3 separate regions of the Homo sapiens genome follow, and all the other regions are linked to region 1. A link is an interaction called in ENCODE POLR2A ChIA-PET data of the cell type or tissue named here. Cell type or tissue: HCT116. All regions are shown on one strand. Links, peaks and the distances in the headings refer to the core of each region. The heading gives the core; the rest is flanking DNA.

What was found. Peaks named below come from ENCODE experiments on the same cell type or tissue, not always from the same donor. Only the 100,000 strongest peaks of a DNase experiment are listed, where the experiment ranks them.
Region 2: POLR2A ChIA-PET joins it to region 1 with 5 read pairs; 2 of 35 experiments call an interaction of 5 or more read pairs at or near these places.
Region 3: POLR2A ChIA-PET joins it to region 1 with 5 read pairs; 2 of 35 experiments call an interaction of 5 or more read pairs at or near these places.

The regions. Positions count from the first base shown.
Region 1 is chr12:78,925,531-78,933,431 of GRCh38, reverse strand. All of the region lies in intron 1 of SYT1 (synaptotagmin 1), which reads right to left. The region is part of intron 6 of LOC105369863 (a long non-coding RNA gene); the gene reads left to right. Among named protein-coding and RNA genes, the nearest start is that of SYT1, 65 kb to the right of the region's middle. In HCT116, for the core only: no CTCF peak of the experiment used is centred there; DNase peaks (open chromatin) are centred at 4,251 and 4,751; H3K27ac peaks cover 2,531 bases.
Region 2 is chr12:78,822,967-78,830,867 of GRCh38, reverse strand. No RefSeq gene overlaps it. Among named protein-coding and RNA genes, the nearest start is that of SYT1, 38 kb to the left of the region's middle. In HCT116, for the core only: no CTCF peak of the experiment used is centred there; no DNase peak of the experiment used is centred there.
Region 3 is chr12:79,200,725-79,208,625 of GRCh38, reverse strand. The region is part of intron 3 of SYT1 (synaptotagmin 1); the gene reads right to left. Among named protein-coding and RNA genes, the nearest start is that of MIR1252, 210 kb to the left of the region's middle. In HCT116, for the core only: no CTCF peak of the experiment used is centred there; no DNase peak of the experiment used is centred there.

The sequences.
Region 1 (7,901 bases), core at 2,439-6,438:
GGGTTACTCTTATATTGATAATATATGCTAAAATGTTTATTTAGTAAGTTCTAGCTCCTTTTTTGACCTCTTCACTTTCCCACCGCAAACTTTTGTCTTCCTTCCTCTGGTAAGAGTTTCTTAGAGGCTCTATAACTCAGCCAAATTCATTTTAGACAAGACAGGCTCACAGAAGTTGATACACTGAGGTCAAGATTGCCCTGGTATTAGTCACACAGATTCATCTAACCATATGCAGACCAACATGGTAGAAAGCAAGATGATAAAGAGAGATGAGGAAATATCTATGCCCTAGATATTTCTTCACAGGTGCACTCTTTCAAAGTCGAGAAGAGTAAGTTAAAAATATTACTCAACTTGACTGCTTAGAGGCTTTCTTCAAAATCAAACAAATATTTCCAAGGATACCAGGAGTGATGTCCAATAACCTTTATACTTTTGGACGTCTTAAGGTGATATAAATTTGCTTTTTTAGAACTTAGTTTTTTTGCATGAAAGTAAGACGTTCTGAGATTTTGTGTTTGAGACAAGATATAAGAATTTATGCGCCTATAATTGAAATGATGAAACAAAATGAATAATTATTTTAATACAAGAACTGACTTAGTAGAATGGACTCCCTCTTATCCAAGTGAATAAAATATTTGCATAATACTATATAAGCTTTGATTTTTATTGGTACAAATTGACAAGAGTTAAATGAGTTCTCGAAGAGTTTGCATATTGTTCCCTGAAGGCAATTGAAAATAAAATTACAAGGAGAGTCAGATAAAAAATAAATGATGGCAAAAAATTTAAATAGAATATGATTTCCATGTGATGTTAATATTTACACAAATTTTAAACATTTCAGATAGAAAACCTAAGGTGGAATTTGGTTTTTCAATAAAATTCAAATCAAAATATTTAAAACTGACAGCTCATTGCAATAGTATCCTTTCAAAATTTGTATTTTCATATGACATTAGATAATTTTGAAGGCACAAATAACTATCCAAGTGTTTTAGAACAAATATAACTGGCACTGAATATAATCCTATGAAACCAGTAAAAGATAGTGACATATTTCCCACTTATATGCATGAGGAAACTGAGGCACAGAAAGCATTAAGGCAGCAGGCTTATGTCTCCCTCATCACCACTATCAGGTTATTCTATAAGCTACAATTGGTTTCTCATTACAGAAGTATTTATGGTTAAATGAATTAATTAAACAAAACCAAACCAAAAACCTAAATTTTGATATTCAGATTATATTCTAAAGATGTTACAGATTCAGGGGAAGAATGAAATTTATTCTCTCACAATTGCATCAATAAGGGAAGACTTTATAAGCCAAACTGTCACGAAGAATAAAAAGGAAACACACCTTGTGGCAGAGGAAAGTGGCTGTCCAAACAGACTGCACTGATACACCAGCCATGCACAGACTCAGATGTGCTCATCTTTAGGATAGTCATGTCAAAGTTTAAAGATTCTTGTAGAAAGTGGCTCTTGTACTAACTATTCATATATAGATGGGAGAAGTGGGTGCAGAGAACAGACTCTGCTTTTACCAACACTCCTTCCTCTCCTGACTGCTCAGCTCTCTACCTCATTAGATTAGAGAAGCCATCTGCATGACAGGCACACTTTGTACCCAAAGGGCTTCTCTCTTCTCCAGAGGCAGCATCAAATAAATTGGCTCATCTCTATTGAAAGACAGTACTTGCCAGCAAGGGACACAGAACAATAGCAGCTGGTAGGAGAGCTCCAGAAAGTCTGTTAGAAGTCTCAAAACAAAATTGTTAAAATAACTCCTGAGAGAAAAATAAATAAATCTACATCATGCCTACACACTTGTTCACTCAGTTCTAAGTAACCAATTTCAGTTCTCAAGATGCGAATTGAAGTCCTGCATTCTATGGGCAGATGGAAGCTCTCTGAATATTTACCTAACTCTTTCTCTTTCTTTCTTTCTTTCTTTTTCTTTCTTTCTCTCTCTCTATTTCTTTCTTTTCCTTCCTTCCTTCCTTCCTTCCTTCCTCTCTCCTCCCTTCCTTCCTTCCTTCCTTCCTTCCTTCCTTCCTTCCTTCCTTCCTTCCTTCCTTCCTTCCCTCCCTCCCTCCCTCCCTCCCTCCCTCTCCTTCCTTCCTTCCTTCCTTCCTTCCTTCCTTCCTTCCTTCCTTCCTTCCTTCCTTCCTTCCTTCCTTCTTTCTTTCTTTCTTTCTTTCTTTCTTTCTTTCTTTCTTTCTTTCTTTCTTTCTTTCTTTTTCTTTCTTTCTTTCTTTCCACAGACTTTCACTCTTGCTGCCCAGACTGGAGTGCAGTGGTGCGATCTCAGCTCACTGCATCCTCCGCCTCCTGGGTTCAAGTGATTCTCCTGCCTCAGCCTCCCAAGTAGCTGGGATTTCACGCGTGAGCCACAGCGCCTGACTTGAATATCTAACTTCTTAAATCATCGATGCACAATGCCTGGAGAATTTTCCAACAACTACAACAATATTTACCATTTATTCAGTCTTAGGTATAGCAACACATTATTTCCTCCTGACAGCCTTATGGAATAGCTATTATTTTTAACCTCATTTAACAGATGAGGAAAATGAGACTTAAGGAAGAAAAGCAATTGGCACAAGATTACAAATCTGTATATTACTCTAAAGCTTAGCTTATACCTGTTGCTCACGTAACCTGAAGCCATGAAGAGCTGCATTACATTCAGTAGATCAAATTTTGCTTGCAACACTTGGTTATGTTTAAGTTTTCACCACTTCCCAACCTCCCAATGGAGGAGGTTGGGAAGTGGTGAAAATCTTTAAAAATATTTTAATCCTGTCATTATCAATCTACAAAAGTGATTGAGGCTTCGATCATCCTTTCCAAATTGAATGACCATTCTTGGGCTTCACAGCTTGGTGCTATTTCTAAAAATCTCTGAGTCATTAACTCCATCTATTTTTTTTTCCCAACTTTTGACTTTTTGTTTTCTTTGTTACTTTTTCTTCAATTCCCTTTCTCCTTACTTTCAGCACTGAATAGCTATTTTACTTTGATTGAAAATGTATTACAGTATATTTGCATTGTATTTTCCTTCCCTTTCTGCCTTCAATTTTCAACATGAGCTTTCTTTTTCTATTGGTTTATTTTTAAATGACAATTAATAATTGTGTGTATTTATAGGGTACAATGTGATGTTTTCATCCATCTATACATTGCAGAAAGTTTTAACCAGTCTAATTAATGTATTCATCACCTCAGCAACTGATTTTTTGTGGTGAAGACATTAAAATCTATTATAAGCAATTTTGAAATATATAGTACATTATTATTATCTGTAGTCACTATGCAGTGCAATAGATTACTAAAACTTATTCCTCCAGTTTAACTGAAATTTTATCCCTGGATCAACAGCTCCTCTTTCTCCATAACTCTTCCTCCCCTCTGTCCTCTTAGATCTCACTTATTAGTGTAATCTAAAAAAGCCCACTTCACAGAAACATGAGCTTTCTTTATTGAATTTTGTTCTCATCATTTTACAAATGGTCCTACTCACTACCACCCTTCCCCCCACCACATTCTTTCTCAATTATAAGTATCTGTAAGTCAGTATAAAATCATACATACAAAACCAGAAGACGTATCTTGCTATTTGCAGCTTACATTTCTCACATGTTGCTTGCAGAACAATCTTTTAGGTTGGTAATTATTATCATATTTTACAGGTAAGAATACTGAGGCTCAGAAGGAATAAATTAAGTCTAGTAAGTCATATGATTAGATGGCTGCTACATTTTCTGACTGTAAACTCCACAACTTTCCATTACATCATTTGGCTTTTTAAAATAAAATTTGTCTTTTGAAAATCTCTATCTTTTCCTACTCAGACAGGTAATAACTGCTAACTGTAAATCATTCAAACACTACATAAATTGTGAAGTTAGAAAGTAAAATTATTGAGTAAAGATTCTTCCTACCTTTATAAAACTAATTGCTGCTAATAACCTTTTTTTTTTTTTTTTTTTTTTTTTTTTTTTTTTTTTGGGACGGAGTCTCTCTCTGTCACCCAGGCTGATGAGCTGGAGTACACTGGCGCAATCTCCACTCATTGAAACCTCTGCCTCCCGGGTTCAAGCAATTCTCCTGCCTCAGCCTCATGAGTAGCTGGGACTACAGGCATGTGCTGCCACGTCCAGCTAATTTTTGTATTTCTAGTAGAGGCGGAGTTTCACCACGTTGGCTAGACTGGTCTTGAACTCCTGCCCTCAGGTGATCTGCCCGTCTCAGCCTCCCAAAGTGTTGAGATTACAGGAGTGAGTCACCATGCCTGGCTGCTAATAACTTTTTATATATTTATCCAAATTTCCTGATTATTATTATTTAAGACATAAAATAAAACTATATGTAATTTTCTACCATCTTTTTTTTAGTTAACAATCTTAAGTTTCATCTGTAAGAAGATTCGCACAGTTCAAACCTGTGTTGTTTATACAGATATAGCTATGCTGTATATCTTATGTAAATTATTCCCAATGGAATATGATTCAGACATATATACAGCATTCCCCTCTTGTTCAAGGTTTGGTTTTCATGGCTTTAGTTACCGTGCAGTTTGAAAATATTAAATAAAAAATTTTGGAAATAAACAGCTCATAAGTTTTCAGTTGCACATCATTCTGAGTAGCTGATGAAATCTCATGCCATCCTGCTCCTACAGGCCCAGGATGTGAATTATTTCTTTGTCCAGTGTATCCAAGCTGTCCACGCTATTTGCTCATGAGTCACTTAGTATCCGTCTCTGTGATGGATTGACTGTCTGTGATATCACAGTGCATGTGTTCAAGGAACCCTTAATTGACTTCAGAATAACCCCAAAGCACAATAGTAATGTTGGTGAGAATTTGGATATGCCAAACAGAAGCTGGGAAGTGCTTCCTTTAAGGGAAAAAGTGAAAGTTCTCCACTTAAGGAAAGAAAAAAAAAGTATGCTGAGGTTGAGGTTGCTAATGTCTATGGTAAGAATGAGTCTTCTATTCATGAAATCGGGAAGAAGGAAAACAAATTATGCAAGCTTTGCTGTCATACTTCACTATAAAAGTTATGGCTAGAGTGTATGATAAGGGCTTAGTTAAGGTGGAATAAGTATTAAATTTGTAGGTGGAAGATGAACAGGAAGATTGACAGCAATTGGGTTCAGTACTATCTGCAGTTCCAGGCATCACTAGGGGGTCTTCTAATATATCCCTGGAGAATAATGGGGGACTACTGTACTTTAAAATGAAGTGTCAAATGCTTCTATGATAGTTACTAACGAAGTCAGCCAAGAAGGAAAAATACTCAAAACTTTTATTGTTACAAATTATGTCTTTCTAAGTTATCTCTCTCCCTATCCTATAATAGCAGCATATTTCTTACATTGCATGAATTACTATTATTTATTTCAAGTTCAAGTGTATACTTTCAAATCCCAGCAGAAGAACACGGGGAGAAATACCGAAAAACACAGTGTGGAGGTATCCATAGCTTTTTGAGTGAAAGCATAGGGAAAATTAGTAGAATGAAGTAACATAAATGCAAATAGAAGCATCATTTTGAAAGGGTATTTAGTATTATGCTATAGACGGTTAGCTAGGAGAAAGCAATGAGTTCTTTATTCCTAATGATAATTTCAAAACCAGAAGAGAGAAAGGCAAGCAACTGTAGCAACGGAAGCCTTAAATTATCCTGATATCTACTGGAAATCTTATTGCAATAAACATGGAAAAGCTAATATATTTTTTCCTTGCCATGCTAACAATTTCATCTAAAGAAGGAAAATAAAGTCATTAGGATAATTTCCTCTTCATTTAGACCAACAAGCGGGGCGGGTGAATATCAGTTAAAAACAAACTCAAGACACTTATGTAATTTCAGAAAGGGTCATGAAATTTAAGCTTGATTCCATGGTCAGAGATTACAGAATGGGACATATCTCATAACGCACGGAAGACACAAAATTTTTTAAATGACGCACACTAATCTTACAGTAAAATTTACAGTTCAATTGTTTAGAAAGTTGAAACAAAATTTTCATAGAAATAATCTTACCCAAAGATTGGGTGTTCAAAAGAGCCCAAGGAAATCTGGGGTTCAATGTGTGGTTGGATTTCATGCACATCCTGGTGATGATGTTTGGCAGTTTCACTTCCCCCTCCAGCATCAAGGACAGAGATGGGCATAAAAAAGTTGTATGAGAAATCAGGAAAGAAGGAGATCTTAAAGAGGAGTGGTGATGTGGGGAAATGAGGGACTTTGGAAGCCCTAGCCACAGCATGGAGAGGACTTGGGTCCTGAGGAGCTACAACTTGGAAACGTTGTTGAATCTACCTCATTTGGAAGATGAGACCTCAGAAATGTGAAAGAAGGGTACTAACCAATCAGTAAGCATCTGTGTATTACTTTAAGAAAATTCTGGGTAAAACTGGATATCTATTAATATCTCTGGATATATGATTAAGTATCTATTAAGATACTTATGTTACAGAATTAAAATTTCCCTTCAATTCAAAATATAAAGTGTACCAAAGGTGCATTAAAATTAACATTTAAATGTATGCAACTTGTAACTTACCTCTAAGTTCACCCTGCTATTAAGATATGGACAAAGAAAGTTTCTATATACTATAAAGAATATAGGGAGTATATCTAAAAGTAAACATCTCTTAGAAAGATTGTCATGCTGGTGATACTTACATGGATTTTACAATTTGATCTTGATATGTCATCTCTATTTGCTTCCCAAAAATGTTTAAGATTCATAGTTGTATTGTCATTTAAGAGTTTTCTAAGTATACTTTTTTTTTGGTTTATTCCATTCCTGTTATGTGATAAAAATAAAATGTTTTAAAATTTCTTATGATACTCAATAACTTTTATACATGATCAAAAAAGAAGTAAAAAGATGCTTTAGTAAGGATATATGATTCACAAAATAGGAAAATAATTCAAATTTTATCCAGAAATTTTATTGCAAACATTTAGCCAAGAGAAGAAATCTGTTCTCTGACATATTTACTGAATATCACTAGTAAAATATACGTATTAGAATCACTAGTTAAGTATGCACAGAAGACTTCATGAGAAAAATGCAGCAATGTCAGACATTTCCAGAATCAAAGCTTTCTCTTTAAAGAAATACATTAAAATAAAATAGATTCTAATGATGTAGTGCTTGCTTTATTTGTTTCCCTTGCAGAGCATGACTTAATCTAGAAACCTTATCTTCCAGAATTAGTTAAGCATGTAATCTGCTCATTTCTTCAGACATGCCTCAGGACTCTTTGTTTCTCTGCAATCTAACAATTATAACATTTATGCAGAATTACAGCTATTTTCTTCACATTTAAGGCACCACTAAATGAGTTCTGACCCTGATATGTTTTCTATATTACTCCTGCAATAACACTGTGCTTATGCCACATGCAGCATTCATGTTCTACTTTTTAAGGAATGAAATAAGCCATTATTTCTTAGCTAGGAAATCAAACACAATAGTTTGTTTCGTGATTAATTGTGAGAAAGATTGCAAATAATATTTTGCTAGTAAGAGTTAAAATACCAAAATTTTAGAAGAGTTTTGTTCACATATGTGCATTCTTATTTGGTTTCATACATTGAGAAAAAGGTATGAAGTACTTAGTGAGTGTGTAATTGAACATAGAAAAAGCGCGATTATTAGATGAATAGCTATATTAGATTTTTTGAGACCTAAATATGTGCCAGGTAATGCAAAATCTAAACATTTATAATATTATTTACTCTTCAAAACTGCTCTATGAAGAAAGGGAGGATGGACTTACACCTTCTTGAGTATAATATTTTATGGTTCTGACTTTTGGGAATTTTTAATGTTTCACATACATACTTTAAAAAGAATAGAAAAC
Region 2 (7,901 bases), core at 1,980-5,979, 100 kb after region 1:
TTCTCATTTCATTACTTTTCCTCTTTCTTACCATTGCCCAGTCTTAAATCCCTCATATCTCCAATTTGAGCCTTGTATATGCACCTAAGGCTTTGTTTAGGTTTTTTGAGCTCCTATAGTACTACATTGTAAACAAACAAACAAACAAACAAAAAAACTAAAAAAGAAATTCTGGGTTTTATCTCTAAATATATAAACACACTACTAAAGAACAGAACAGATATATAAATATTGTATGAATTTTTTCCATCAAGAGGACTTATCCAAATTAATTTCACTTTTTCTTTCAGTCAAAGAAAAATTTAAAAACCTGAAATGCTTTGAGGTCAAAGGGTTGTGTTTTTACTATAGAATATAGATGAAAGTTTTGAGCTTGTACTATTTGAGAATCTGCTAAGTAAAATTTAATCTTGTCTTCAATTAAAAATACCACTACCTAATTGTCATTCAGTGTTCTCCTTACAGAAGCTGAATATATGCATATGAGTGAAATTTGCATGAAGGTAATGTTTATAGTCATTTCTGGGTTAAAGAACAAGATTTATTTCACTTTATAGAAATATAATTTCTGACATGTGTCCTATTGCATTATGATCAAAGGGCTGAAGCGCTGAATATGGGAACTTCTACAGGAAGGCTGACTGTCAGTGATTATGTAAAATTCTAAGCAAAGGCAGCCTCCATTATGCACCTTGACTGTCAGAAGAAATTCTTTGCAGGTTATAGATTGCTGAATATAACAGGTTTCTGTCTACTGAGATTCCACAGGAGAGTCTAAGTTGTTTTATAGGTATAATAATATGTAGATATGCTGTTGCCAATAGTTTGAACCCAAGCAGATGAGCCTGTTAGAATCATACCCATGGATGTTGACCATATTTTATAAATAGATGATGACGATTTTGCTGAGAAATATAAAGCCAAATTCCCTTTTCAGATCCATGACTTGTAACCTGCCAGACAAGAAAATTGGCCTGAGTAATCATGTAACTCTATGAGCCATATTTTGAACCTGTCATCTATCAACCAGTGAGTCAAATATGTTTATTTTGCTGTTATCATGTTATTGATTTGCTTATATTAATGCTTGCTGGGGAGTGCCTTTAGGATACGGCATGAAAATATTTAGGATTTTTGCACCTATTGATTTTTCATCTATGTATAAATGTACATATATACTAAAAAAATTATAATGAGACATTTTATGCACTAATATTTTTATGATTTCATCAGGATTGCATTCAGGTGTCTGTTCAACTATCTCCCCTTCAGAGAAGCTTTCTCAATTCACCCTTGTCTAAAAGAGAGCCTCCCCATTACCTTTTATATCTATGTCTTGCCTTAGTATTCTTTGTAGCCCATGCCATTTATTTATATGTATATAGAAGTTTTTATCTGTGTCTATATTATTTCTTCCCCAGCCACAGTATTAGCTTCACAAAGGTAGGGATTCTCCATCTTTTGTTTTCTACCGTATCTCCTGGCTAGAGAACACTCTTAGTTGGTGAATGAATGAATCATGACACTAACTATAATGATAAAAAGATAAAAATAAACTAAATGCTCTATAATAGAAATATAGTTAGATAACTTAGTATATATTAATAATTTAAACCATTATGTGGATATTTAAAATGATGTCTACATGTTTCTTAGAAAATATTTTGTTGTTGTTGTAATATTATATGAATAAGGCAAGACCAAGAATCATATTTGCAATGTGATCGTAACAGTGTGTGTATGTACTCCTAGGAAAAACCAGGAAGAAATTTAATCCCTGAACAGACAAACAATGAGCTCTGAAATTGAATCAGTAATAAACAATCTACTAACCAAAAATACTCCAGGACAAGATAGATTCACAGTCGAATACTACCAGATTTGCAAAGAAGAGCTGATACCATTTTTACTGATACTATTCCAAAAAATTGAGGAGGAGGGACTCCTTCCCCACTCATTCTATGAAGCCAGCATCATAATGATACCAAAACCTGGCAGAGACACAACAAAGAAATAAAACTTCAGGCCAATGTTGTTGATGACCACTGATGCAAAAATACTGAACAAAATACTAGCAAACCAGATCTAGCAGCACAAAAGTTTATCTACCATGATCAAGTAGGCTTTATTCCTGGGATGCAAGGTTGGTTTGATATACACAAATCAATAAATGTGACTCATCACAGAAACAAAACTGAAGACAAAAAAGCACGTGATTATTTCAATATATACATAAAAAGGTTTTGATAAAATTCAACATCCTTTCATGTTAAAAAACCTTCAATAAACCAGGTAGTGAATGAAGATATTTTGAAACAATAAGAGCCATCTATGACAAAGCTACAACCAACAGCATACTGAATGGGCAAAAGCTGGAATCATTCCCCTTGAAAACTGGCACAAGACAAGTATGTCGTCTCTCACCACTTCTATTCAACATAGTATTGGAAGTCCTAGTCAGAGCAATCAGGCAAGAGAAAGAAATAAAAGGCATTCAAATAGGATGAGAGAAAGTCAAACTATCTCTGTTTGCAGATGACATGCTTCTATATCTAGAAAACCCCAAAGTCTCTGCTTAATAGCTCCTTCAGCTGACAAACAACTTCAACAAAGTTTCAGGATACAAAATCAACATACAGAAATTAGTAGCATTTCTATACATCAGCAACATCAAAACCAAGAGCCAAATCAAGAACACAATCCCAGTGACAATTGTCATAAAAAGAGTAAAATACCTAGGAATACAGTTAACCAGGGAAGTGAAAGATCCCTACAAGAAAAATTACAAAACACTGTTCAAAGAAATCAGAGATGACACAAAAAGCAGACAAACATTTCATGCTCATGAATAGGAAGACTCAATATTGTTACAATGGCTATACTGCCCAAAGCAACTTACAGATTCAGTGCTATTCCTATCAAACTACCAATGACATTTTCTTCACAGAATTAGAAAAAATTATTTTAAAATACAAATGGAACCAAAAAAGAGCCCAAATAGCCTAGGTAATCAAAAGAACAAAGCTGGAGGCATTATGTTACCCAACTTCAAACTGTACTACAGGGCTACAGTAACCCAAACAGCAAGGTACTGGTATAAAAATAGACACATAGACTAACAAAACAGAATAGAGAACCCAGAAATAATGCCATACACCTACAACCATCTGATCTTTGACAAAGCTTACAAAAACAAGCAGTGGGGAAAAGGCCCCATATGCAAAAAATAGCACTGGGATAACTGGGTAACTATATGCAGAAGATTGAAACTGGACCCCTTCTTACACCATCTATGAAAATCAACTCAAGATGGATTAAAGATTAAATGTAAAACCCATCACTATACAAACCCTGGAAGATAACCTAGGCAATACCATTTATGGCATAGGAACTGGCAAAGATTTCATGATCAATGCACCAAAAGTAACTGCAACAAAAGCAAAAATTGACAAATTGGATCTAATTAAACTAAAGAGCTTCTGCACAGCAAAGAAACTACCAAGAGAGTAAACAGTCTACAGAAGGGAAAAATATAGTTGCAAACTATGTATCTGACAAAGATCTAATATCCAGCATTTACAAAGAACTTAAATTTACAAACAGCAATGAAAATCCCATTAAAAAGTGGGCAAAGGACAAGAACAGACACTTTTTAAAATAAGGCCTACATGCGGCCAACAAGTATATAAAAATGCTTAATATCACTGATAATTAGAGAAATGGAATCAAAACCACAATGAGATACCATCTCAACCTGTCAGAATGGCTATTACTAAAGTAAAAAAATAACAGATGCTGATGAGGTTGTGGAGAAAAAGGAACACTTATACACTGCTGGTGGAAGTGTAAATTAGTTCAACTATTGTGGAAAGCAGTGTGGTGATTCCTTTTAAGAACTGAAAACAGAACTACCATTCAATCTAGCAATCTAATTACTGGGTATATACCCAAAGGAATATAAATTGTCCTACCATAAAGACACCTACATGTGTATGTTTACTGCAGCACTATTCACAATAGCAAAAACATAGAATCAACCTGAATGTCCATCAATGGCAAACTGGATAAAGAAAATATGGTACATATGTAAGATGGAATATTGTGCAGCCATAAAAAAAGAACAAGATCATGTTCTTTGCAGGAACATGTTTGGAGCTGGAGGCCATTATCCTTAGCAAGCAACCACAGGAACAGAATACCAAATATAACATGTTCTCACTTATAAGTGGGAGCTAGACATAGAGTACCTATGGACACAAAGAAGGGAATAACAGATACCAGGGCATAGCTGAGAGTCAAGGGTAGGAGGAGGAATAGGATCAGAAAAAATCACTGTTGGGTACTAGGCTTAGTACCTGGGTGATGCAATAATCTGTACACCAAACTCCCATGACACAAGTTTACCTATATGACAAACGATACATGAACCCCTGAACCTAAAACAAAATTTTAAAAAAGAAGCAACACTCTCAAATATTTATAGCACATGTGATTAGATGGAGATGCCATGAGTTTTATTTTTCATATATTCTAATTTTTTATAATTATTATTTATCACTTGTCAGAAAAATGAAGTAAAAAGGAGGGAAAAGAGAAAATAAATACACTAGAAATCAAGTATTATAGACAGGTATTTCTTGATGTTTTCTGAGTATTCACTATGTGTGGGTGTTGTTTGAAGTGCGTTAGTCAAATGAAATTGCCTAATTCTCATAATTAGCCAATGAAATCATTATTATTATCTTCCAAGGTTACACCGCAAATAAATGGCATATCTGGAATTTGAAGCTTGGTCTAACTCAGAATCTGTAGTCTTAACTTCCAGTTAAGGATAAGGAAGGGAGTAACAGCTTCTGAAATTAAAAAAAAATTCATTCATAAATTCAAACAGTATTTAATTAATTTAAAAAGTGTAATATTTGTTAGCTATTTGAAATGGCTCATTTTGGGTTTAGTCAAACATATAGAGAAAAATGAATATTTGTATAAAAATTAGCAAGTTACTAATGGAATGTAAATTGGTGAGCTACAGGATATATATTATGCTAGAGATGATTATTGTGTCCTGGTGACATGTCAAGCCACTCCAGACAAAAAGTGGCCTTAATAAATCAGAATTTCATACACATGGAATCCTTCTGAGTTTTACTTCATTTGTTTAAACCTACAGATATAAAATGTTACCAGGGCTTTGTGTCTAGATGCCATTTTGATGTGGTCTAAAATGCTTTTCTCTCTGTTTAATTTAATGATATACACACATTCCATAAAAATTAATAAAATACCTGCAACTCTAATATTATGTGGTGGGAAGAACATGGGCTTTGGAATCCTTGGAATTAAATTTGTTTGGGTTTGAATTTCAAATTAAAATTTTACTCTAAGTTTGTATTCATAAAGCATATCATTTGGATATATGATGTTTTAATGAAAGTCCAAGTGAAAACTTCTAGTATTTCCGTAATGTTCAGAATATAGGCATTTGCAATTCCATAGAGCCAAATAACTCAATTGTTATTTTCAAAATTAAGAATCTTGGGTATTTATTATTTATTAGTTCTAACAAAAAGGTTATATGACTATAAGAGTGATCAAAGTCACAGCTGACACTTGAAAATGCCTTTACACAGCAATATACCTGATTCTGTTCTCAGTGAAAAAAGTTCAGGAAATTTAATTTAGGATGCCAGGTGGCACAATAGGTTATACATTAACTTGTCCCCTCTGGAAAATTAAATTTGAATTTGGCCCTGGTCACAAATGAAATGAGTCATTTGGTACATGCCACTAAGGATACTCACAAAGCCAAAATGACATTTCATTGAAAAATCACCTGTTAAGAAAAATGTCTTCAGTCACTGGGGAGTTTAAAAAAAAAGAAAAAGAAAAAGAAAAAGAAAAGCAAGTGATAGAGCAAAATAAAAGGAATACTAGGGACTATTGTAGATTGTGGGCTTGCTGAAAGTCTGGAGGAAAGTGCTGTAACACTTATCAGCTTATCTTCAGCTCGAAAAACCCTTAATTTTAGCCTATACTTCAAGATCCTAGGAGATTATTTACTTATTTTCCAATGAAAGTTTGTTTTTTTCCTTGTCACAGGTTTAGCCAAATGTCAGTTTGTATCAAATTATTATGGATTACTGAGCTCACTGCAAGGAACCATCTAATTATGATTTTGAACCTTATGTTTAGATCTTTCCGTTCTTTCTAGTAACTAAATAATGTAATTATAAGTAATATTCTCTCCTCGTTTAGGGGAATAAGAAAATGTATAATTGACAGACTTCAGAGATAAACTTAGTTTAGAATTCATACATTTTCCTTCTATTGTTGTATACTTCTTCATCTAATGATTACATAGTAAGCACTTAGGCAAATAATGAGATTAATAACAGAAGAGTGAGATTCTCCAAACAAGCAATACAAGCCTATTTCTTTCATATTTACTGTTGAAGAAATATAGTAGAAAAATATAAAAATCATCCTAATTGCTCACAGTTTACGTGTCTTTTCCTGGATTCTAAATAGACACTGGTAACTTGTTTTGGGGGAGTCTTAAAACTTGACAAGGCAGTACTTTCTGATTAGGCCAAGCACCTTTTGTATTCTGCTTAAAAGTAATATTCAAGCCATACTTAGCTGTTCTATGACGGCTTTTGGCCCTCTACCTGACAGTTAAAACCTGAAACATCTTAGTGGTTCTGTGCATCTAAACTCTCAGGCTGGCTTGTGCTGGGGCAAACTAAGAAGTTAGGGAGTTCCTGGCCAACAATTTTACCTTGGCAGGAAATTACCACATCATTCTACTCCATCCGGGAGAGAAGTTATGATAAGAATTATAGTGTGATTGACAAAGTTAATGACAAAAATTTATTCACAGAATCTCTGAATTGTATTCCCCACAGTACCTCCTAAGTAAAGGTCCTTGCTTAGCAATTGTATTAGAACTTAAACAAAGGGACAAACTTCACTTTAAGTAGATCAAGATGATAGGGTTATGCAGCAAGATCTCCAACAAAAATGTCATTGGATTTGCATATGTTAATTCATTCTTCCGTAATGCAAACATGAAATTATATTTTTACAGAAAAGAATGTATTAGCCTTTTGGCAAACCTTACTTATAAACAATGGTCCCAAATTTACTAATATTCTCTCTTTACATAGAAAGAAGTCATTGCAATTGAGATTACTGAAAAAAATAGCAAATTACAATAAACCAGCACACATAGAAACAAATACATGCAACTATTCTGTAAAAGGTAAACAGAAAAATCTGTATAAGCATAATTTCTTTTATATGGCCTAAAACAAAATTATCATCCTTATACTCTATTAACTGCCTTGGGAATTCTAAAATCTAAAAAATTATGGTTAGTTTTGTGCAATAACATCTAGTCCTATGTTTTCTAGGAGAGGTTTAACATATACAAATAATAATAAAATTTATCTGCAGTTTTCAAGTATAATGAGTAAACTATTATTTTGTTTCGATTAGTTTCAGATTTTAAAAATCTGATTTAAAGAGGCAGACAATTATGGAAATAATCCAAGTTGACAGTATGTATTGTTTTACTTCTCGGAGATATATATTGAGTTCCAGCCACTGTAACTAAAAGTTTTCTTAGGCCTTTGCGTCATCATGTATTTCTATCTCAGACATTCTGAGGACAAACACCACTTTTTAGTGGTAGATATAAAAACTTTCAATTTACTATCTAAATATTTTTAACAGCCAAATTGAAAAGTAATTGGCAGTCTTATCAAATGTAAAATCCAGTCTTAGTTTTTCAAAGCTTCTTTTTTAGCTTTAAAATGGAGTTCCAAATGTTTAACCAGGATTTTTGGAAATACTTTAACATCAATAGTGAATAGAAAAGTAGTTCTGTGGGACTTTCAGAA
Region 3 (7,901 bases), core at 1,980-5,979, 280 kb before region 1:
CCTTCTTCAGAAATTCTCCGCAGCTTCCTAAGCCCTATTGGCTTTCCTTCTCGTATCCCTCTCTCCTGTCTGCCTCTCTTCTCATTCTGATCGAAATGCTTCAGTCTCCATTTCCTCTTATAACCCTTCCTTGGTCTTAACTTTTTCTTTTCTTTCTTTGATTATTTTTTTCCCTAATGGGAGAACAAGAATCATTTTTAGTTAGGTCTCACTTACCATGTACTAAAGACTTGATGTAAGTAATGAGAATTTAGTGAGCTTTATGCTTTGTGTGCAGTTGGAGAATAGGAGAATAAGACATCAATTCACACCATTAAAGCAGCCCACGAGTTTCTGCTTGCTGACCCTTCCTCCCATTATGGAAACTCAAATATGCCCCCACAATGTCATCTCCTGAAACCAATAGTGGTAAATTACAACTCATAGTTATCTTCTTGACATTGTTAGATAATTGGGAACATGACTCTGATTTCCAGGAAGCAGGTGGGAAAGCATGAAGAAGAAGTAGCAAATAGGACCAGGAATTAGGAAATTTGGGCCCAAAAAGGATACGTGCAGAGAGATGCAGCTGTAAGTTTCTCAAAATGAACAAATAGCTTAAAAGGCAAATGTTTGTGTTAAAAACCAGGGGTTAAACTGTTTAAGTAGCTAGGTAATCCTACTTCCAGAGGTTGGAAAACTGACTTACCAACTTGCAAATTTCATATTGTTAATGAGAATTCTTTCTTGTTTTTTCTTATGTAGTTTGCTAGATTCTCCAGTGTTCATTCCCTCCCATCCCTGTCTCTTGAAGTTGAGCAAAAGCTTAGGAGCCGTCGTTCTTAAAGATGGAAGGAGACTGGTTATATTAAGAATTTAGCTATTTTCCCATCTAATCCTAATTTTCATTGTTTAAAAATCATAATAACATCCTGTGTCAAAAAGTGTCATTTTTTTCTAGATTTGTTTCCAAGCTGGCCCAACTAGTTTAACATCTCTATATCTTTTTTCTTTTTTTAAACTTTGTTTTTCATTGCATGTTCTCACTCATAAGTGGGAGCTGAACAATGAGTACACATGGACACAGGGAGGGGAACAACACACCGGGGCTTGTTGGTGGGGCAGGGAGAGCATCAGGACAAACAGCTAATGCATGAGGGACTTAATACCTAGGTGATGGGTTGATGGACGCAGCAAACCACCATGGCACACGTTTACCTATGTAACAAAGCTGCATGTCCTGTACATGTATCCTGGAACCTAAAATCAAATCAAATTAAAACAAACAAAAAACTTTGTTTTCTCTGAGGAGAGATGGATCTAACCCTTGATCCTAAAGGTGGTGGGTGGGAGATGTACTCAAAGTATGAAATCCAGTGTGTGCCCATCGATAGCTCCTTTTCAGTAAAATTGTTCTCATGGCTCTAAAGGTGGGAAAGAGCTCATGCACATTGTGTGACCACCCCCTACAGCATAGTCACAGCAAATTTGAGGAGGAATGTGTACCTGATTCAATGGCAGCTCATTGGACTGAGGCCAATGACACTGTTTGGCATGAAAAGGTGAGTTAGGCAATAAGAATCATTCCCTAGGAATTTAAACTATGAAAAACTTTGAAGAAACTAAGGCATAGAGAAAAAAATAAACATGCTCATTGTCACAGAGTTAATAAGTGGTGAAGCCAGGATTCCAGTATGGCTATCTGATCCCAGGGCTCACATCTGTGATCACTGTCCAATGTCATCCTTGCAGTTACTCCACTTCTGTTGGCCTGGTTTTCACCTCGATCTGAGTTTCACTACATAGTATCCCACTTGATGATGATCTAAGTATCTGCACCTTGTAATCAAGAAAGTATTATGAGAAACAAAACCTACTGTGTGGAGTCACTAGTCTTGTTAGTTTCTGGATCATTTGAATTTATAGCCAGAAGTAATGAATTTTGTCAGTAACTCTTCACTGTGCATTCCTAACTGCACATGGAAGACTGTTAGAACTGAGAGCATTGAGTGATGTGGGATCCCATCATGGAAGCTAAGGAAAATGCCATGGAGACTGATGGTTGAGTGATGGATTAAACACTCAACTGAATACATTCTTTCACAATATTTTTTTTCACATTTTTTACATCTTTGAAATGGGGATTTTTCTTAAAATCTGTGGTATCTTACTATCACTGTCTGCCAGGCCCAGTTGTTATTTGCTCAACGTACGCTCAACACAGTTATTATTCCTGCTGATGTTCCAGTCAACAAATCACTCAAAGGTGACTTAAAGAAGGGATCTGCATCTGGGTTGTCGTCTGAAACCTTTTAATATTGGCTTTACCATCAAAACTAGCAGAATGAGAGTCAAGCAATTTGGAAGATTTTGGAGGCAACAGTAAAGCAATATTTGCAGAAATGGTATCTGAAAAAAAGAGCATTATCAAATCTGAGTATTGAGAACAGATTTAGAAATTTTAGAAATTCATTAACCAATTTATTTTGCTTTTATTTTTGTTTTTTTTGTGTGCACAAGAGTGACAAAATGAAATCTGTCTAAATAAGTCTAAATAATCTTTTAATACAAAATAAAATTCAAATTATATGAAACCATTTTTGAAACTGTTTTCAACATGCTTCCTTAGTGCTATATAAAATAATGGTGCATCTTGTAGTTAATGGTCTCTTAGAGTACATGAAATACGTATTTCCTAAAGAATGAGGAGAAAATATGAGTATTGTTTATAAATAATGTATTGGAAAGGGAAAACTTAAAAAAAATTTAAACAAACTGTGTTTCTCGTTCTCAGAAGATCAATTACAATTATATTTAGCAATTGTAGTCAACATGAATTTCAGAAGAACTAGCCAAAATAAAAATAAATCCATGAGCCAAGTGAAAACTATATTCATTGCTATGTTATTTTCCCCTTTGGACCTATATTATTGAGAATAAAAGAATGGAAACAAACTGGCAAAACATATCCAAGAGAAAATTCAAGTACTGAATTACTAAAGTGATATACAGAAAATCAGAAGGTTTTATACAAACCTGAACATTTTCCACCTACAATAGGGATGTGAATCTTAAAAATATGGTACATCAGAATTGTAACTAAAAACGTATTCATTAATGAATTCACAAGTTTAACATTGTTTTGCTGATAATCCACTTATTACGCATTCATTTCTCTATAAATAAAATATCATTGCAGTTTCAAAAACCATATTTATTTTAAAAGTGCCACTGAATAATGTAGAATTTTTCTGGCTCTAAAAAGCCTCCCAAGATTTTAGTAGGAATGGCAGGTTCATAATCAAGAAAAGATATGAGTTTTTTCAAATGCATTATAAAAACTTCAGGTGTATTTTACAGTGTTTTAAAAAATGTTGCAACAGGAGGCCGGGTGCGGTGGCTCACGCCTGTAATCCTAGCACTTTGGGAGGCCGAGGCGGGCAGATCACGAGGTCAGGAGATTGAGACCATCCTGGCTAACACGGTGAAACCCCATCTCTTAAAATTACAAAAAATTAGCCAGTCGTGGTGGTGGGCGCCTGTAGTCCCAGCTACTCGGGAGGCTGAGGCAGGAGAATGGCGTGAACTCGGGAGGCGGAGCTTGCAGTGAGCCGAGATTGCACCACTGCACTCCAGCCTGGGCGACAAAGAGAGACTCCGTCTCAAAAAAAAAAAAAAAAAAAAAAAGTTACAACAGGAGCAAAGTCTCTCTTTTTTCTTTTTAATTTATTTTTGATAGAAGAGGGAGATGTAAAGGCCTAGAGATGGAACTGAGGCGGAGCTTGCAGTGAGCCGAGATTGCACCACTGCACTCCAGCCTGGGCGACAAAGAGAGACTCCGTCTCAAAAAAAAAAAAAAAAAAAAAAAGTTACAACAGGAGCAAAGTCTCTCTTTTTTCTTTTTAATTTATTTTTGATAGAAGAGGGAGATGTAAAGGCCTAGAGATGGAACTGAAATCTTCCATGGATCAATTTGACATAGCTTTTTTTAGTGACTGTACTCATTGTATAGAATATTAATTGAAGTGATCTCTAACTTTTGTATAGTAAGATGGTACTAGATGCTTTTGGTAGTTATGAAGAGATATAGCTTAGTTGAAGCAAGCCAATCGGCTCTCAGTGTTTTTTATAGAAGTTACAGATAAATAATTTGGAATTTCCTTTCTCCGTTGCTTTGCTGAAACTCAACTCTGAACTCTTGCTGTTTCTGAGCTGCAGGCACTTGACAGAAAATCTGAGCTTGCAGCTCACAGCCCTCTTTTATCACACTGTGTTCAAACAGTCATTGTTTTGTCACACAGTGAAGCAAAACTTTAAAATCCATCTATACACAGTTCAGACTGAGGTAAATAGGATGATGGAAAATGTTGCAACCTACCAGTTAGAAATAATATATCAATAAATAAAAATATCTAACATTTATTAAGCTATACTATTACCTAGACATTATTATAAGTGCTTTAAACATCTAAGCTCATATAATGCTCACAAAATAAACCTCATGAGTCAGGCAATATTATTACAGTGTCTCTCTATTATAGATGAGAGAATTTGCCAAAGTTTGCACAGCTAGTAAGTGGTGGAGCCAGGATTTAAATTGAAACAGGCCAGCTCTGAGTCCATGGAAGTCTGCCTTACTAATAAATGAATAGATAAATGTTGATCGAATGAATAAACTGTGTGTCTACAATGTGTCCAACATTATACTAGGTGCTTTGAATAATTCTCAAGTAATTCATTCACTATTTGAATGGCTGGGGATACAGCCATGTACGCAGATGGTTAAAATCCAAAATATACTCTAGTATAAATAATTACAGGAGACTTCTCCCCAAATTCTACCTTCTGTTGTGTGCCAATGAATTAATTTGGGGACATGAGACAAGAATGAACAGTATCTACAATCTACGAAAAAATAACAAGCAAGATTGTTGGCCGTTTACCTAACAGTGTGTTGGTTTTTTACCTAACAGCTATTCCTTCCTTTCAATTTAAGATAAAACCCCACTTTTTTTTTCTGACAAGTACTGCTTTGGGGAGATTACCTTATCCCTGTTTCATAAGAAAATCTTATTAGTCTATATGTTGATCATGGAAATCCTATTCTTTTTGCCGATGGTTGGTTTAGGCAAGGGCATATGAGTCAATTTGGAAGTGTAGCAATATAAGAGGAATTCTGTTGGGTGATTTCTGGAAATGTTTTTCTAACCTTTAAAAAGACGTACAGAGGAAGCAGTATCTCCTTTGCTGGGTGGTGATGTGTTTGCCTGTGGTACCTGGAACTGCTTGCAGCCATGTCGTAAGTATGAGAGAATCTGGTGAAAGGGAAGGCAGATAGATACTCTATGGACAGCGAGCTATAAACTGAAAGTAACCATAACCTCACAATGCCGTTGAGCAGCTGTGTTAATCAACCTACGACAACCATACCTTGGGACTTCTTGTAATGGAAAATAATACATTTCCCTTACGGTTTGATTCAGTTTGTATTACATCTGCCAAAAACGAGCATACACAAATACTTAACAATCTCATTTTCACAATAAAAAAATTTTTTTTTCCATAGGCTTATTATCTACTAGGCGAAGCTAACTTGCCTTGTTGCTAATACTCTTTACCTACATGTGCCTCTGACTCCTAGCTTTTGATTCCCAATAGGTCTAAGAGATTTTCATTACATTTTTTTCCTATTCAAAACAGGGTTGTGTCTTCCCTACATTCTGTAAATTATGGTGAAGTTCAGCACCCTGCATCCTGTGGAGCTGGATAAATATGAATTGAATTGATGTGAATTATAAGAAAATTAGTTTTGCGATTGGTTTAAGCTGCTTTAAAAGATTTGAAACGTTTAGGTAAGGGTTCAGTTTTATATATTGCATTCCAATTGAATGTTCTACCTTTTAGTGTGTCCATCATTGATCAAAGTCTGCAAGTGAGGAAGCAGTGGACAAGTACACCTTGATCTACTAGGAGTACTCTACAAATAAATCCGGGGGACTTGGAGGACTGGAAAGAATATTTGAAAGGCAGGTGCCCTATTGTGATTCTTACATGGCATAATCTCCATGTGTTTCTTAGTGAGTTCCTTTTCTTTTGCTTCTTCCCTGACTCCTTCTCTTTCTTCTTTGCTTTTGTTTCTTAGTAAGAAACAATTTATTTTCTGTTTCTTCAACAAGTCACGCTTTAATAAAGTTAGGGATATGTCCATGGCGAATTTTCACATCTTTCCTTCGTCTTGACAAACCCAGAACACACCACTTTAAGAAAGCGGGGTTAAGAACAGATTTCCTATAAAATACCATTGAGTCACCATCTCACATTGGAACATGACATTGAACATTGTGAAGTAAGTAACTGTAATAAAAGGTCATTATCTCTGGCTCTTTAACTTTTATTTTCATTTTGGCCAATGCCTGGACTTAATGCCATTGCCATCTGAGTGGCTTAATAAGACTGATGAATATACCACAGTTTGCATCTCAGATCTTCAAATAAAGAGTTTAGAAAGAATATAGTTTCTGATTTGGAGCATGATCTGTAACTACTATCCTATTTACATGATAAACAGGCATGCTGGCTTACTGACAAGAGCAATACATGGAGCTAAATTGCCTTTTCATGTTTTATTCAGTAATTATAGATACTATAATTTCACTGATATGAAGTCATTCTACAGGCAGTTGGCTCATTTCTTTAGACTTTTTTCATACTTACTGATCAATAATTTGATATTATGACATTAAAAGAAAACTAAAACATGATCTAAAGTGCTTATACTGAGTGTGCCAAACTTCCACTTTAAAAGTTGTTGGATGTCTTTTATTATCAAAAGCCCTATTATAATTTTTTAAGATTCTTAAGTAGAAGTCATTTCTACCTTACTGCAAAGCAACAGATATATGGAAGATCTGCACCTTTTCCTATTGTGTAGCTCAAGATTGTTGATGACTAGGACTCCAAGTTTATTTCATCAGTCTAGTTATAAACTATGATGCATCGTTGGAAGAAAACATGTTTGTATTTAGATACGCAGTACTAAACAATTATTAAAATTCTGGCTTATATATTAGCCCCTTGTGAATTGGGTAGTGTCAGTCACACCGAAAGATGACTTTAAACAAATTTTTGAGCCTATAATTTTGAAGGTCAGATCCTGGAATATGGCTAACTTTTTGCGTCCCTACTTCACTATCCTTTGGCCTTATAGCAACATCGATTTGACTTACACAGAACTGAAAGTATTTTTGTCAATTTCTTGATGAAGCCTGTTTGCCTTTCTTTATAGAATAGGATCTAAAGATATTTTCAGATTTATCAACTTTTAAATAAAATCATAGCTGCTGCCAAATAAATTATTCAGGATTATTTGTGAAACTGGCTAGAATCTCTCATTGGCTCTGGCTCAGCTTTGCATGACACTTAGAGGTAGTCAAGGTAGTCAACTATTTACAAGCCCCAACTTCCAAAAAATACGTATGGGGAAATCACCCTTGCCTAGCATGGGTGTTCCACTACAGATCCTAGGAACGTTACTATAAGCCTTTTAGAGGCTCCATGGCATCAACAATGAAGGAAGTAAAAAGCTCTGGGAATTGGAAACAGCTGGGAAATGATCAAAGGATGGCTCCATGAAATGATGGGCTGACCCATGTGATAACCCTCTGATTCCAAAATACATTTCCTTACCATTTCACTATTTGTACAGGTTGATGATTCACCAATTAGATATTTATCTGGCTTACAAAAAATCCCCTTTAATCAAGATATATATGACAGGGAGGGTGGACAGATTATGTTTCTGAATTATGTAGATTGGTTCAGTTATTATCTGGATAACAGCATGGACTCTGAAGCTAGAAACTCTATGTTGGAATCTAATATTGATTAATCTTATGACTGGTATAGATTTTGTCTAAACTGGG